2 separate regions of the Homo sapiens genome follow, and region 2 is linked to region 1. The links are chromatin contacts, found by Hi-C or POLR2A ChIA-PET in ENCODE. All regions are on one chromosome and are shown on one strand. Each heading gives the region's core, a stretch centred on a gene start or an enhancer-like site at or near the end of the contact. The rest is flanking DNA. Distances are from core to core; before and after follow the strand shown.

What was found. A loop is a pair of places that touch in the nucleus more often than their neighbours do. ChIA-PET counts read pairs that join two places held with the same protein, here RNA polymerase II (POLR2A). Pooled maps may share reads with other maps.
Region 2: a loop to region 1 is called in a pooled map, with 4 times the contacts of the local background. The contact joins the promoter of LINC02967 here to the promoter of GGTLC1 in region 1. A Hi-C loop is called at or near these places in 4 of 168 maps with a recorded cell type or tissue (MCF 10A, chondrocyte, endothelial cell of umbilical vein and 1 more), 3 of 37 single-sample maps with no recorded cell type and 13 of 50 pooled maps. POLR2A ChIA-PET finds 5 or more read pairs at or near these places in 1 of 52 experiments (H1).

What each region holds. Positions count from the first base shown.
Region 1 is chr20:23,986,885-23,994,465 of GRCh38, reverse strand. It overlaps GGTLC1 (gamma-glutamyltransferase light chain 1), which reads left to right and starts at 5,687. Exons shown (of 6, transcript NM_178311.3): 1 at 5,687-5,857. LOC107985438 (a long non-coding RNA gene) reads right to left here and starts at 358. Exons shown (of 3, transcript XR_001754556.3): 1 at 339-358; 2 at 1-220. It also overlaps the pseudogene POM121L3P. RefSeq lists an enhancer at 1-718.
Region 2 is chr20:24,914,613-24,922,193 of GRCh38, reverse strand. LINC02967 (long intergenic non-protein coding RNA 2967) reads right to left here and starts at 3,630. Exons shown (of 3, transcript XR_001754563.2): 1 at 2,200-3,630. RefSeq lists enhancers at 3,060-3,693, 3,960-4,029 and a silencer at 3,750-3,809.

The DNA.
Region 1 (7,581 bases), core at 4,438-6,937:
GGAGGCCTCAGTGCTCAATCAGGCCAAGGTGGCCAAGCCCAGGCTGCAGGGAAGGCCGGCCTGGGGGTGTGGGTGAGCACAGGCAGGCGCCAGCTGGGCAGTGTTAGGATGCTGGAGCAGCATCCGTAACTCCACTGAGTGGGGTAGTCTGGTTGGGGCAGGGACCGCTGTTGCTTTGGCAGAGAGAGATGATCCCCACTGGGGAGAGGCTGTTCTGACTCTACAGGTGGGACAGGGACAGATGGCCACCAGGGTGACCCAGCTGATCTTCCTTTGCTATGCTAAGCCCTGGGACATGGAGGATTCCCGCCACACACAGCCTGGGCCCGGGTTCTTACCTGTGGCCACCGCTCTGGCATGAGCCCCTCAGTCTTGGGTGGTTTCTGCCTGGTCCGGGATTTGGTGTTGCTGCTGAGTCCAGCCTTTCCACCACCTCCACATGGGCCGTGGGTGTTGTCAGCTGCCTCCCGCCTTGGCTTCAGTAGCTCACCCAGCTTACAGGGGAGCTGCCCTGGGCTGGAGATGGGCACGCACCCTGGGTCCTACTTGAATGAATGCAGCTTGAGGAGACCCGGCCATATCCACTGGGCCACAGGTTACCCTCGGCAATGCCCACATCAGCCGTCAGCCTGAGCCTCCCCAGGAGAGCAAGGCTCACACGACAAAGGCTGCCCATAGCCAATGAGGTGGCTGAGCTTTCTCGGACCTTTCTCGGACTCCCAGGATGTGGCTCTGCTTGTGAGCTGCCTGGTCAGCTCTCTCGGGGTGAGAGGGGCTTGTCACATGGGCCCCTGCCTGCAGTGTGACCCTTCTCAGCTTCTCTCAGCAGCCCTGCCTGCAGAGTGTCACCGCCACCATGATAATTTCCCTGACACTGCGAGGGTGGGGGGACGTCCTGGGTAGAGACCGGGCCCGTGGCAGCAGCAGGCTCAGGGGCGCCCTGCACTGGTGGGCTGGGAACCTGATGGAGACCATGCCAAGGGCTGGACAAGGGGACGAGCCTCCACCCTGGCCTCTCCGCAGGCCTCAGCAGCCCCTCCCACAGGCAGAAGGGTTGACACTGGGTTCTGCCCTCACTGCAAGAGCTGCAAGTGCCACGTGGTGTCCTGCCCAATCTGGTGTCTGCAGGTGAGGAAAGGGCTGCCGCTGGCCTGTTTCTGAGTGTTCAGCACCTAAGGGTGACAGCACTGTCTGTCCCTACCCTCCGGGTCCTGTTTGAAAATCAAACCCATGCTCACAGGCCGATTTTTTTTCTTTTAGAGACAGGGTCTCAGTTTGTCACCCAAGCTGGAGTGCAGTGGTGCGATTATAGCTCAATGCAGCCTCCAATTCCCGGACTCAAGGGACCTTCCTGCCTCAGCCTGCCAAGTAGCTTGGACTATAGCTGTGTGTTTTATTATTATTTTGTAGACATGGGGTCTGGCTATGTTGTCCAGGCTATTCTCAAAATTCCCGGCCTCAAGCAATCCTCCCGCCTCAGCCTCTCAAAGGTTGGGATTACAGGTGTGAGGCAAGGCACCCAGCTCAGCCACAGAGCCCTATTGCATCTCTCTTACTAGGAGCAAGAGCTGACTGCCCCCTCATCCCCATTCCAGAGTGTTGGGGCTGTGTTCAGCTGAGGCCGGGACACTGGCACGGCCCAGGGAGCGGGATCATTCACTGCTGCCCCAAATCTGAGATCATTCCACCTTGACAAGACTTCCTCATCCAATCCCTTTACTTGACAGCTGGGGAAACCAATGCGCACGGAGCACCCCCAGCTCACTTGGGGTCTCAGAGCTCATCCATGAGCAGAGGCTGAGATCCTGGGATCTTGTCCCCCAGCCTCCCTGCAAGCTTACTCCCTTTCTGCTGGAAGAGATGGGGCCGGACCTCGACCAGCAGCCCTGGCCTGGACATGACTGTGCTCATGCAGGTATTGAGGCCAAGATGCCCCGGCATCATATGTTTTTCTTTTCTTTTTTTTTTTTTTTGAGATGATGTCTCACTCTGTCACCCAAGCTGGAGTGCAGTGGCATGATATTGGCTCACTGCAACCTTTGCCTCCCAGTTAAAGTGATTCTCCTGCCTCAGCCTTCCAAGTAGCTGGGCCTACAGGCTTGTACCACCATGCCTGACTAATTTTTGTATTTTTACTAGAGACGGGGTTTCCCCATGTTGGCCAGGCTCGTGTCGAACTCCTGACCTCAGGTAATCCACCTGCCTTGGCCTCCCAAAATGCTAGGATTACAGGCATGAGCCATGGCATCACTTAAATGTAGTGAGAGGCCAGGTATGGTGACTCATGCCTGTAATCCCAGTACTTTGAGAGGACGAGGCTGTCCGATCACCTAAGGTCAGGAGTTCGAGACCAGCCTGGCCAACATGGTGAAACTGTGTCTCTACAAAAAGATAGAAAAAAATATCCCTGCATGGTGGTGAGTACCTGTAGTCCCAGTTACTCAGGAGGCTGAGGCATGAGAATCGCTTAAACCTCGGAGGCGGAGGCTGCAGTGAGCTGAGATGGCGCCACTGCACTCCAGCCTGGGTGACAGAGCAAGACTTTGTCTCTAAATAATTAAATAAATAAATATGGCCGAGCATGGTGCCTTAGACCTGTAGTCCCAACACTTTGCGAGGCTGAGGCAGGTGGCTCATGAGGTCAGGAGCCCGAGACCAGCCTGGCCAAGATGGTGAAACACTGTCTCTACTAAAAATACAAAAATTAGCCAGCTGTGGTGGCAGGCACCTGTAATCCCAGCTACTTGGGACACTGAGGCAGGAGAATCGCTTGAAACTGGAAGTCAGAGGTTGCAGGGAGCCGAGATTGCACCACTGCAGTCTAGCCTGGGCGATGGAGCAAGACTCCATCTCAAATAAATAAATTAATAAATACAGAGCAAGATTCCATCTTAAATAAATAAATAAACATACACCTGTAATCCTAGCACTTCGGGAGGCTAAGACAGGTCGATCACCTGAGGTCAGGAGTTCGAGACCAGCCTGACCAATATGGCAAAACTCCATCTCTACTAAAATTACAAAAATTAGCCGGGCGTTTTGACATGTGCCTGTAGTCCCAGCTACTTGGGAGGCTGAGACAGGAGAATTGCTTGAACCCAGGAGGTGGAGGTTGCAGTGAGCCGAGATCTCGGCTGCACTTCAGCCTGGGTGACAGAGTGAGACTCTGTCTCAAAAGGAATAAATAAAATACAAAATAAAAAAAAAATGTAGTAAGATTGCAGAGTCGTGCCGCGGAAGCGTGCTGGTCCTATCCATGTAGTGAAGGCTGATTTCATACACAAATGTCACAAGAACTTTTTTTTCTTTTTCTTTTTTTTTGAGACGGAGTCTCGCTCTGCCACCCAGGCTGGAGTGCAGTGGCACAATCTCAGCTCACTGCAAGCTCTGCCTCCCGGGTTTATGCCGTTCTCCTGCCTCAGCCTCCCGAGTAGCTGGGACTACAGGCCTGTGCAGCAGATGCTGGGGGGCCACTAGGCCCAGGCAGTCTTGGGACTTGTGTCTCTCCTGCTGTGCATCCATACTGGGTGCTTTAGAAATGGCAGGCAGACCAGAAGCCCCTGTTGCAAGTGAGGACAAAGTGTGGGAAGGCCATGAGGGTCTGCAGTCCTAGATGGCCTTGTCCTCAACCTGCAGTGCACTCTTGATGCGCTGGAATGCCACCTCCTTCTCCCGGTCCAGGTCTTCAGCAGTGACCCGGTACCCCAGCTCTAAGGGAGGAGGCAGCATCAAAGGCTCCCCTCGCCTGCGTGGCAGCAGGGGAAACTTGTGTCTACAGGGCCTAGAGGCCTGGGATCTGGGGAAGCCACCCCTGGGGGCGAGTGTCTGCCCTGGTGCTGTATCTGCCGTCTTTTCACAATGGGTGTGACCCGAAGAGACAGCCTGAGGTCCGTCCTCACTCACTGTGTTTGAGGAACTGAGGGTCAGCTGGCAGTGGGATGAGGCTGGCCCCCTCCTCCGCTTTCGTTCCGGGAGGCCTCCCGTAGAGCTGTAGGAGCTGGAGATGGCCTTTCGTTTGGGGCACGAGCTGGTCCGGGAGGTCTGGGATCTCTGGTTCTGACCTCTGGGCACCTGCTGCAGCTGTGGCTGAGGCCCAGAAATGTGAAGGGCCTCTATCCACTCTAGTAGTGACCCCAACGTGGGGTTCAATGTGGAGGGGGGAGGGGCTGCTGCGGCTGCAGGAGCAGAAGTGCCAGGGCTTGTTCTTCTCATGCCCGCATCCATGCTTGCAGCTGGGAAGGGGGCAGGAATCAGCGAGGTGACCTGGGCTGAGTCCTGGGAGTGGGAAGAGGTGGCAGGAAGGGGATCTGAGGAGGAGAACAGGGGGCCTGGTGGTCTGTGCTTCTTCCCAGACATGGGAGCTGTAGAGGGGACCTCTGCAGCAGGTGCTAGGGGGGCCAGTAGGCCCAGGCAGTCTTGGGACTTGTGTCTCTCCTGCTGTGCATCCATACTGGGTGCTTTAGAAACGGCAGGCAGACCAGAAGTCCCTGTTGCAAGTGAGGACAAAGTGTGGGAAGGCCGTGAGAGTCTGCAGTCCGAGATGGCCTTGTCCTCAACCTGCAGTGCACTATTGATGCGCTGGAATGCTGCCTCCTTCTCCCGGTCCAGGTCTTCAACAGTGACCCGGTACCCCAGCTCTAAGGGAGGTGGCAGCATCAAAGGCTCCCCTCGCCTGCATGGCAGCAGGGGAAACTTGTGTATACTGGGCCTAGAGGCCTCGGATATGGAGGAGTCATTCCTGAGGGTGAGTGTCTGCCCTGGTGCTATATCTGCTGCCTTTTCACACTGGGTGTGACCCGAAGAGACAGCCTGAAGCCTGTCCTCACCCACTGTCTTTGAGGAACTGAGGGTCAGCTGGCTGTGGGATGAGGCTGGTCCCCTCCTCCGCTTTAGCCCCGGCAAGCCTCCCGTGGAGCTGCAGGAGCTGGAGATGGCATTTCGTTTGGTGCAGGAGCTCGTCCAGGAGGTCTGGGATGTCTGGTTATATCTGATTTCTCACCTCTGGGTATGGAGGTCTGTCTGCAGAGGCCCGGGCCCGGGCACAAAGGGAGAGAGAGGCCTCCATTGTCCCGCAGGGGCCGAAATGCAGACCGTGCATCCCCGGTGACCTCGGGGACCCTTCTCTGATCATCAGGATTCTCTTGGACTCTAGGGTCCTTGTCCTGCTCAGGCATCCCTGCCCCGCTCTCCTTGAGGGCCCTCAACACTGTCTTCCCTGGACACAAGTCTGGGGACAGCCGGGTGTTTTGGACACCAAAGGGGTGACTCCCGGCTCCTGGGCCCCACAGAGAGTCCTTGTGCTCAGTGGAGTGGCTGAGCTGGAGGACGCCCTGGAACTCAGAGCACACAGCACTGGCTTGCTGTGGTACCTGTGCAATCAAATTGAAAGCAGGATCCCAGGAAGGAACGCAGGGCTTGCAGGATCACGGAAAACCTTCTTAGAGTTGTCTTGACACCACTGATGTCAAGTGTCCGGGTGCTTGTAGGATGGCCTGCCACTCAGTCCACAGGCAGGAGCAACGGGGAGATCCCACAAGCAAAGTGAACTGGGGGATGGGCTGAACCGGCTCCAGGCAACTGAGCCCTACTGGCAGGTCCTAGGCCTGGGCCCGAACAGGAAGGAGGGGCACAGAGTGCCCAGGTAACCGCTCCTGGGAGCCCTGGGGAACCGTCGGTTGCTTGAACTCTCGAGAGCTGGGCTCTGCGTCCTCGTCCAGCCGCCAACTCGGCCAAAGGCGAAGCCAGCAGTTTCTTCTGCTGCCGGGCAACGCGCCTTTTAAACCTGAGGGAGTGGGCGCGTGAGCACTTAATGGCGCCGGTGACAGAGTGAGCTTAACGGATTAATAAGCGCAGCCAGGTACCCGCGCAAGGCACTTGCTGGCAATGGCGGGAGGCGGACGTGGGGGGTCATGCAATAGGTACTGGAAGGAGAGACACGGGCACAAAGGTCGCGGGAGGAACAGGTGCCCACAATGGCGGCAGATCTGCCCGTGGATCACTGAAGATTCCTGCTCTCCTGCTGAGGTGGAGATTGCAGTGAGCTGAGATCGCGCCATTGCACTCCAGCCTGGGCAACAAGTGCAAAACTCAGTCTCCAAATAAAGAAAAAGAAAAAAAAGAGGCCGGGCGTGGTGGCTTATGCCTATAATCCTAGCACTTTGGGAGGTCGGAGCGGACGGATCACGAGCTCAGGAGTTGGAGACCAGCCTGGCCAACATAGCGAAACCCCGTCTCTAGTAAAAATACAAATTTAGTCAGACATGGTGGCATGCGCCTGTAGTCCCAGCTACTCCGGCGGTTGAGACACAAGAATCACTTGAACCCGGGGGTGGGGAAGGGATTGTGATGTGCCGAGATCACGCCACTGCACTCCAGCCTGGGCAACAGAGCCAGACTCTTTTTTTTTTTTTTTTTTTTTTTGAGATGGAGTCTCCCTCTGTCGCCCAGCCTGGATTCCAGTGGCCTGATCTCGGCTCACCGCAAGCTCCGCCTACCGGGTTCACGCCATTCTCCTGCCTCAGCCTCTGGAGTTGGGACTACAGGCGCCCGCCACCACACCCGGCTAATTTTTTGTATTTTTAGTAGAGACGGGGTTTCACTGTGTTAGCCAGGATGGTCTCGATCTCCTGACGTCGTGATCCGCCCTCCCAAAGTGCTGGGATTACAGGCCTCGGCCTCCCAAAGTGCTGGGATTACAGCCGTGAGCCACCGCGCCCGGTGTTGAAACTCCCTTGAGGCATTTTCTTCGGCCTTCGGGTCCATCCTCTCTGTCTCCTCCTTGACCTCCTCATCTCCTCCTCGCCACTGCCTTGGGGACCTTGGCCAGGCTCATGGCATCCAGCAGCCACTCAATGTCAATACCTCCATGTTCATCTCTCAGCCCGCCCTTGCCCGTGAACCCATGCTTATTTATTTATTTTTTTTATACGTGCACCCATGCTCTTCAGGTCTGATGAAGTATCCAAAATCAAGCTCCTGACCATCCCCAAACCTGCCCCTTCTGCAGAGTTTACCTCGCTAGTCGGCGCCATCCTTGATTCTTCTCTTTCTCCCACCCAGGCCATCATCTCTTGCCTGGTTGATACCCACAGCCTCCCCTTTGGACTTTATCCTTATCCCCGTCATAGCTGCCAGAGGGACCCTGTGAAAACACTCCCCAGCCTGCTCATTCCTCTGCCCTAAGCCTGCATGGCACAGAGCAAAAGCCAGTTGTTATGGGACCTAGGATGTCCTGTGGGATGGGCCCCAGCCTGCATCTTCAGCCTTTTCTCCCCACCCCACTCCATTCACTCTCTGCCTATCGCTCACCAGCCTATACCACCTGCCTCAGGGCCTTTGCACTGACCATTTAGGCCACATTCCAGGCTCTTTTCACACATTGCCTCCTCTGAGAAGCTCTCCCTAACCACTCTGCCCATACCTCATGCCTCTTGATTCCCCTTACCTGGCTTGTGGTTTCAGCACTTTCGCTGTGTGTGTTTGTTTTTCTTGGCATGAGGGCAGGACCTAAGTGTCTGTTTCCTATTGATTCCCCAGTGCCAGGCATGCAGTGCAAACTCTAGAAATATTTTTTGCATGAAG
Region 2 (7,581 bases), core at 2,381-4,880, 930 kb before region 1:
GAGCTTCCCAGCTGCTTTGTTTACCTAATCAAGCCTGGGCAATGGCAAGCGCCCCTCCCCCAGCCTTGCTACCACCTTGCAGTTTGATCTCAGACTGCTGTGCTAGCAATCAGTGAGACTCCGCAGGCATAGGACCCTCCGAGCCATGTGCGGGATATAATCTCCTGGTGTGCCATTTTTTTAAGCCTGTTGGAAAAGTGCAGTATTAGGGTGGGAGTGACCCGATTTTCCAGGTGCCGTCTGTCACCCCTTTCTCTGACTAGGAAAGGGAACTCCCTGACCCCTTGCACTTCCCGAGTGAGGCAGTGCCTCACCTTGCTTTGGCTCTCGCAGAGTGTGCTGCACCCACTGTCCTGCTCCCACTGTCTGGCACTCCCTAGTGAGATGAACCCGGTACCTCAGATGGAAATGCAGAAATCACCCATCTTCTGCATCGCTCACGCTGGGAGCTGTAGACTGGAGCTGTTTCTCAAGGCTGAGTTTCTTTCCCAGGGCTCCCCTTCCCTTGCCTCTTTGGGGGTACCCCTCTGATTGCTGCAGCTAACAAACAGGTCGGTGTTTCGCCGGGCCTGACGTTCATTCTCTTTGCAATTTTCCTTACAGCTTACTGCATCCCTGTTTACAAACACCTGGTTAGCTACTTCTAATAACTGTGATGTATTCATCCTTGCAAACCCATCCTGTTTCTGCAGTTTTCTTCTAATGTCTTCAGTGCTTTGACTAACTAAAGCCATGTTAATCATGCACTGATTTTCAGGGCTATCAGGATCAAAGGGAGTATGCATACGATAGGCCTCACACAATCTCTCGTAGAATTGTGCTGGACTTTCTTCTTTTCCCTGAATGACCTCAGAGACCTTGTTAACATTTGTGGCCTTCTGGGATCCCCTCTTTAATCCTTCCAAGAGAGCTTCCCTGTATCAGTTTAGCCTTTGCATATCCTCTCTTTCATTTGGGTCCCACTGGGGTTCGGTTCCTGGTAACTGGGTCCTTACATACTCTTGGGGATTTTGGTAATCAGCCAGTGCACGTTCCTCTAGCCACTTAGTTGCTGCTTGGAGCACTCTCCACCTTACATCTGTGTTAAAGAGGAACATGAGCAGCTGGTGGCAATCAGCCCAAGTGGGGTTATGGGTCTGGATAATAGTTTGGAGCAAATCAGTTAGAGCTTGTGGCTTTTCAGTATAGGACGGGGTATTGTTTTTCCAGTTGAGAAGGTCGGCAGAGGTGAAGGGCTGGTATGCAAAAACATGCCTCTCCACAACATGACCATCCTCATCTATCCCAGTATACTGCTGCTCTCTCAGGAGCATTTGTATCCCAGTTTTGGGTCTTAAATGAGCTGCCAAGGGAGGAGTTTCTCCGGAGGCTTCAACTCCTCTCTTGTTTACTCTGGGTGGCCTAAGGATATGTTTGTTTTGTGGAGGTGCAAGCACTGTGGGCTCAAGAGTGGGGAGCCTCTTTCTCTGGTAAGGGGAGGGCACCACTGGGATCACTGGTGCCATCTCCTGCAATGGATCTTCTGATGTTGGGTTGAACAGAACTTCGGGAGTTGATTTCCCTTGGCAGGTGGAGCGGGATCCTTCCTTGGCTATCTGTCCCTTTGCTACTAGCACTGCTGCTGCCTGCCCTTTTAGCCACTGTGGGGGGTCTAGCACCAGCTGTAACCAAGTGTCTATGTACGGGAACTGGTCTGAGTGTCCTGACTTACCAGTTACCATGTGCCATACCTTAGAAACAAGGGATCTGTCCAGGCTTCCTTCTGATGGCCAACCTACTTCTAATGTTGGCCAATCTATTTCACACAAAGTTCTAAGTTTCTCTGATGTCATAGTAACCCCATAGTGTCCATTAAATCCCTTCTTAAAATTTTTCAACATAGTTCCTAGTGGAGTGAGCTTACTTTGTGTCTGACCCATGTTTCCTCGAGACAAAACACCAAGCTCATACCACGCACACCACAGAACAAAGAACGGGTTAAAAGGGCACAAACACACTTTTTCAGTTTACACCAAACAGAATCAAAACCAAAATCAGAGCATCCAGAAATCCAAGCCAGGTCAAAACCAAAACCAAAGTATCAAGCAATTCAAGTCAAGTCAAAAACAAAAACCAAAATGCCAGTACAGGCACACCATGGGTGATCAGGCCACGCTTCCACTCAAATGGAGTGGGGCAAGTTCCAAAGACCAGTCTTACCAAGTTTCAGATGTCCAGACTTAAAGTGCCAGTTCCTTCCTGGTGTTCAGCCACTGCGTTGATCCTCCATGGGGGCCTGCCATACACTGCTCTGATGAGGCGTTCCACAGGGGCAAGTGCCTACCCGGGAACGCTCTCAGGATCCACGTCGCTCGAGCTGGCCGGAGTCCCCCGCAGGGATGCTCCACAGGGCAGGCCTAAGCTGCCTAAGGGGCTGACTCGACCATCCAGTAATCACCTCGCTTCCCGGTCAGGGAACCAAGAAATGTAGCAGGATGAGCCGCAGACAAAACTCCTCAGACCCGGATTAAAGAAGGAAGAGAAGGAAGAGGTTTTTATTCGGCTGGTAGCATCGGCAGACTCAAGTCTTAAGAGCTGAGCTCCCCGAAAAAGAAATTCCTAGCCCTTTTAAGGGCTTACAACTCTAAGGGGTCCACGTGAAAGGGTCATGATAGATCAAGTAAGTGTGAGGAACGTGACTAGGGGCTACATACATCAGCTAACAGAACAAAAAGTTTTGCAGTGCTTTCTCATACAATGTCTGGAATTTACAGATAACACCAGTAGTTTTGGTCAGGGGTTAATATTATTATTATTGTTTTAACCACCAGGGCCAGGTGGCGGCGCCAAGGTCGTCTAGCTATTTATCTTACTTCTGTTTCTTTCCAACTTTTTGCTTTCTCCCTTTTCTACTGTCTTATAAACTAGGGAAAAGGGGAGGTGGGGAAGCTGGGAAGGACAACAGGAGAAGTGGTGGTCTCATTCCATAAGAACACTTAAGATCCTATGTAGCAATGTTCAAGCAGGTGTACACTGTCACTAACTAGAGTCACCACGTTGTACAACAGATCTCTTGAACCAGCTGTGTCTTCATTGAATCCTATCATTTTACAGACAAGGAAACGGGCATGCAGAGAGCAAGAAGTTGCCAGAAGTTACGCAAGGCTGGGGATCAGGCCCCGGCAGCATGGTCCTGGCTCCTGGGTCCTCAAGGCTGTCCGCCTTGTGGGCAAGGACCACTCAGGCCCCTGCTGGGCCCAGGCCTGGGATTGAGTGACCCGTGAACTCTGCCTGCAGACGCCAACTTGCCAGTGGGGTGGGGGTGGCCTCTGGCTGTGGCCTGCGTGTGCCAGGAGACAGAAGGGCATCGCTGATCCAGGAGTGTGCACAAAGTGTGCAGGGCAGGAGTGAGGTGGTCTCAGGAGTCTCATGTGTGCATGAGAGAGACTTTTTCTGTGCAAAAACAATGTATGAAAGAAACACAAAACCTCCTGGGGCAGATTTCCAGAGAAAGAGAGGAGTCAGGGGGAGGTGGCGTTCACTACCTTTCTGTTCTGTTTGCACTCGACTTCTAAAAGTCAGTGGTGGTTTTCTTGCTGCTGGGCTGGAAGATCTTTTTCGGTCTGTGTTTCTCCATGAAGAATGCAATTCAATTTCTCCAGACTGTTGCGAGCCGAAGGAGAGCGTCGGCCACAGGGTGGCGCTGTGATCCCAGCCATGAGCACGGCCCGGCCTGAGCGCATTTTCCAGCTTTCCGTAGGCCCCGGCTGGCTTCCCTCTTCAGCTGTGAGACCTTGGCAGCGCCCCCGCCCCCCTCCCCTGTGCCGGGACCTGCCCCAGTCCCTAGCCTGCTCCGCAGCGGCGGTGGGGACCTCAGTCGCCCTGAGCCCTTTCCGGGAAAATGCAATTTGGGGCATGAGACAGGGCCTCTAAACCGCAAGGCCTTCTGCGATTTCAGTTATGAGTCCGTGGGGAAAATCCTGCAAATAAATCTCCCAGGCTTGGCAGGCCCCTCACCCACCCACCGGGCCTCTGGCGTGGAGAATCTCGGCGTTTGGGGGTTGGAGGGTTCCACTTAACTTAGCTGCACGGGTCACTGCAAAGCTTAGTCCTGGAGCCACCATCCCTTCCATCATTCTCAGACCTTCTGAGGCCAGGGATCGGGACCACGTGGTGGGGGCCTGTGGCCACCAGGTCTGGGATGCTAGCTGGGGGATCCGAGGGTGGGGCCTGGCATCATGGAAGGCTCTTCCTTCACATATCTGGAGTGGCGCTGGCTGCTGGCTGGATCTCGGTGGGCTGGGGTGGGAACGCCTCCACGTGGCCTGCCTGGTGGCCACCTGGGCTTCCTCACAGCCTGGTGGCCGGGCTCTGAGCATGAGAGTTCCCTGGAGCAGCAAGTGGAAGTCATCCTTTTTTATGACTTAGCCTCGAAAGTCACCTAGTATCACTTTTGCCAGAATTGCAGACCCGCTCAGATTCAAGAGATGGGAAACCAAGCAGACCCCACCTCTTGGTGGGACAGTGTCAGGTCCTATCACCAGAAAGCAGATGGGAGGGACGTACTGGTGTGGCACCTTTGGAACGTCATCTGCTCAAGTGTGTCCAGAGAGAATTAAAGTCTAAGCCTCCCAGGAGGGCTCTCGGTTCTTCGGAGAAATGCCATTTCCAGCCTCTCTAGCCCTCACCATTCCCCACTTGCTGGCCACTGGCAACTCTCACCCCTGATACTGACCCAGCCACAGAGCTGCTGCTCACCTGTGTCAGCTGCAGCTCCTCCATGCTGAAAAACAAAGCCAACCAAAACTGGAGAACCCAACTGGAATGGTTTTAAACAGTAAAGGGATTTCTGAAACTCCTACCTGGAGAATCTAGCAGTAAGTGAGCTTCATGAACCTGCGCAGGGGCCGCCTGCTTCCCGCAATGCTGGGCACAGCTGGGGCAGTGGAGACTGTGGTCCTGCAGTGCCCGGTGCAGGAGGGGCCGGCCCATTCCAGCTCATGCAGCGATTCTTCTTGGCCCACTTTGGTTCAGTTGCTTTAGAGGTGGGCAGGGATGGAAGGTGGCTCAGTCAGCGTCTTGTGAAAGACTTATGTTCTATCATTGTGGGAGAAAAGTATCTACCCCTCTCTCTGTCCCACTTTCCCTCCCATGGATATGTATGAAGCTGTGTGTAGCCCCTAAGCTGCTGACAGCCTTTTTGGTACACAGGGGCAGCCAGGCTCAGGAGAAGCTGGAAGGGGGAGAATTGTAGAGACTCAGTCATGACAAACCCCTAGATCGAGCCCACCCTGAAACTCACTTACCACTAGATTTTCCAGGTAGGAGTTCCCATAAATCCCCTTACTGTTTAAGATGATTCCAGTTGAGTTTTCCGGTTTTGCTTTCAGCATGGAGGGACTGTAACTGACACAGATGAGAAGCAGCTCTGTGGCTGGGTCAGTATCAGGGGTGCAAGTTGCCAGTGGCCAGATCATCAGGAACGGGGGAGGGTTGGAGAGCCTGGAAATGATATTTACTGGAAGAACTGAGAGCCTTTCCCAGGTGATGGAAGACAGGATTGAAGGTTAGAGCTGATGACAGGGGTTATGCATGGTCAGTTCTGAGCAGGCAAAGGTGGGGTTGGTCCTTGGAGGCAGATGAACCTGCCTTGCTGTGCCCAGCACTGTGGTGTTCACCCAGGGATGACTTTCAGGTCTTGTGTGGCTTCCCTGCTACCTACAGTGGCCAGTAGAAAGACTAAGTTTGAATTTCAGATAAACAACACAAAAATATTTAGCATAAATATGTCCTATATATTGCATAGGATGCGCTTATACTAAAAATCATTCATGATCTGAAATTCAAATTTAACTGAGCATCCTGTGTCTTTATCTGTGAAATCTGTCAGCCTACCTTTCGGTAGCCTGGAGAACTTTATAGAAGGTTGAAGTGGCTGGCTCTTTATGTGGGCTTCTGTCTTGTGGAGTTGGGGAGCTCACAGCTTGGAGCCCTGGGGGGCCAGCCTGACCACCATGGCCAGCCTGTGGGTTCGGGCTTGGTCACCAGCAAGGGAAGCACCTGGTATCGGCAGGACAGCACTCCTATTGCCCTTTGCGCCTTGGCCCCTCATGGCTTGCACGCACGAAGCGCTCTCAGGGGCCCTGATGTCACACTCAGCAGTGTGGGGTCTGCATTCTGGCCCTGGCCAGTGGGCTCATTGGAGAGTTTATCAGGGCTGGCTGCTGGCATTAAGCTCCTACTGGGGGTTTTGAAGGCTGCAGTGGTTTCTCCCTTGAACTCCAGGTGGGAGTCGGGAGATAGCAGATCTGTCTGCAGAGCTCTCGGTGCCTGCCTAAGTGTTGACTGAGGCCCAGGCTGGATCCAAAAGGCTCACCCCTGGAGGGGAGGACAGACATCGCTTAGACAGGGATGAACCTGTCTGCAGAATCTGCAGGGAGCTGGGGATGGAGTTGCTCACTTGACCTGAGGCTGCTTGGTGGACTCGGTGCACCACTCAGGCCCCACAGCAGGACTCAGATGCTCACCCCCCAGCTGCCTCTCTGGAGTTGCCCTTGGCAGAAAAGAGCCACTTACCACAAAGTCACGCCCTTTGTAAGGGCTGCTGTGGCTCATGGCAGGACATCTGTGCAGGCCCATCGCAGCCCGGGTTCCCACCACCCGCGTCTCCCAGGCTCCTGCTCAGAGCGCCTTCTCCTTTGACCACTGGGTGCTCACATGTAACAAGTGGGACACACAGTCTCCGTAGAAGGGGTATTTAAGTTGGATTGTGATGCTGGTGTAAGAGTTTTCTTGGAAGGGAAAGAGGGGTGAAAGCAGAGGGACAGCGTGAGCAGAGGTGTGGCCTGTGGCATGGGGTGCTCCTTGTTAGGGCACTGAGGCAGCTCACTGTGGCTGGAGCAGGGTCTGGGGGGTTCTGCTGCCCATCAGACATCATGTGGTCCCCCATGGGTCTCTGGTCACTTCTTGGAGTTTCCTGACCCCAGAACGGTTTGCTCCAAGGGAAGAAGTTGGTTCTGCAGTCATCAGCAGGGCCACATGTCCAGTGGCTCACCCTGCAGATGGACATGTGACCTGTTTCCTGGCACTGAGAGAACCGAGGGCTGTCTGTGGATCTGGACTCCGTGTCCACCCTAAGACGACCCCACCCTGCCCTGCTGAGAGCACCTCCAGCTACAGCCCTCAGATGGTTTCATAGCCTAGAACTAGTAGCCTCTCCCCCAAGGACGGGACCTGGAAATCTGGGAAAGCCTTGGGAGAGGCCGAGACCTGAGGACAGGGGAGGCGCAGGGCAGGGAGCTGAGGCCTGAGGACGGGTGGGGAAGGAGCAGGGCAGGGAGCTGAGGCCTGAGGATGGGAGGGGAAGGTGCAGGGCAGGGAGCTGCTGGCACTGGGGCCTCAGGGGAACCCTGGGGGCTGGCAATGGCTGAGGGAGGCAGCTCTCTGACCCTCTACCCTCTTCATGTCTTTCTGACCAAAGCTGGGAAAGGTTCCTCACTTTTGAGAACTCACATGATAAGATTTAGGCTCCACCTGGATGATCCAAGCCAATCTCCTGTCTCAAGGCACACAGTCACAGGTTCCAGGGTTAGGAGGGGCATC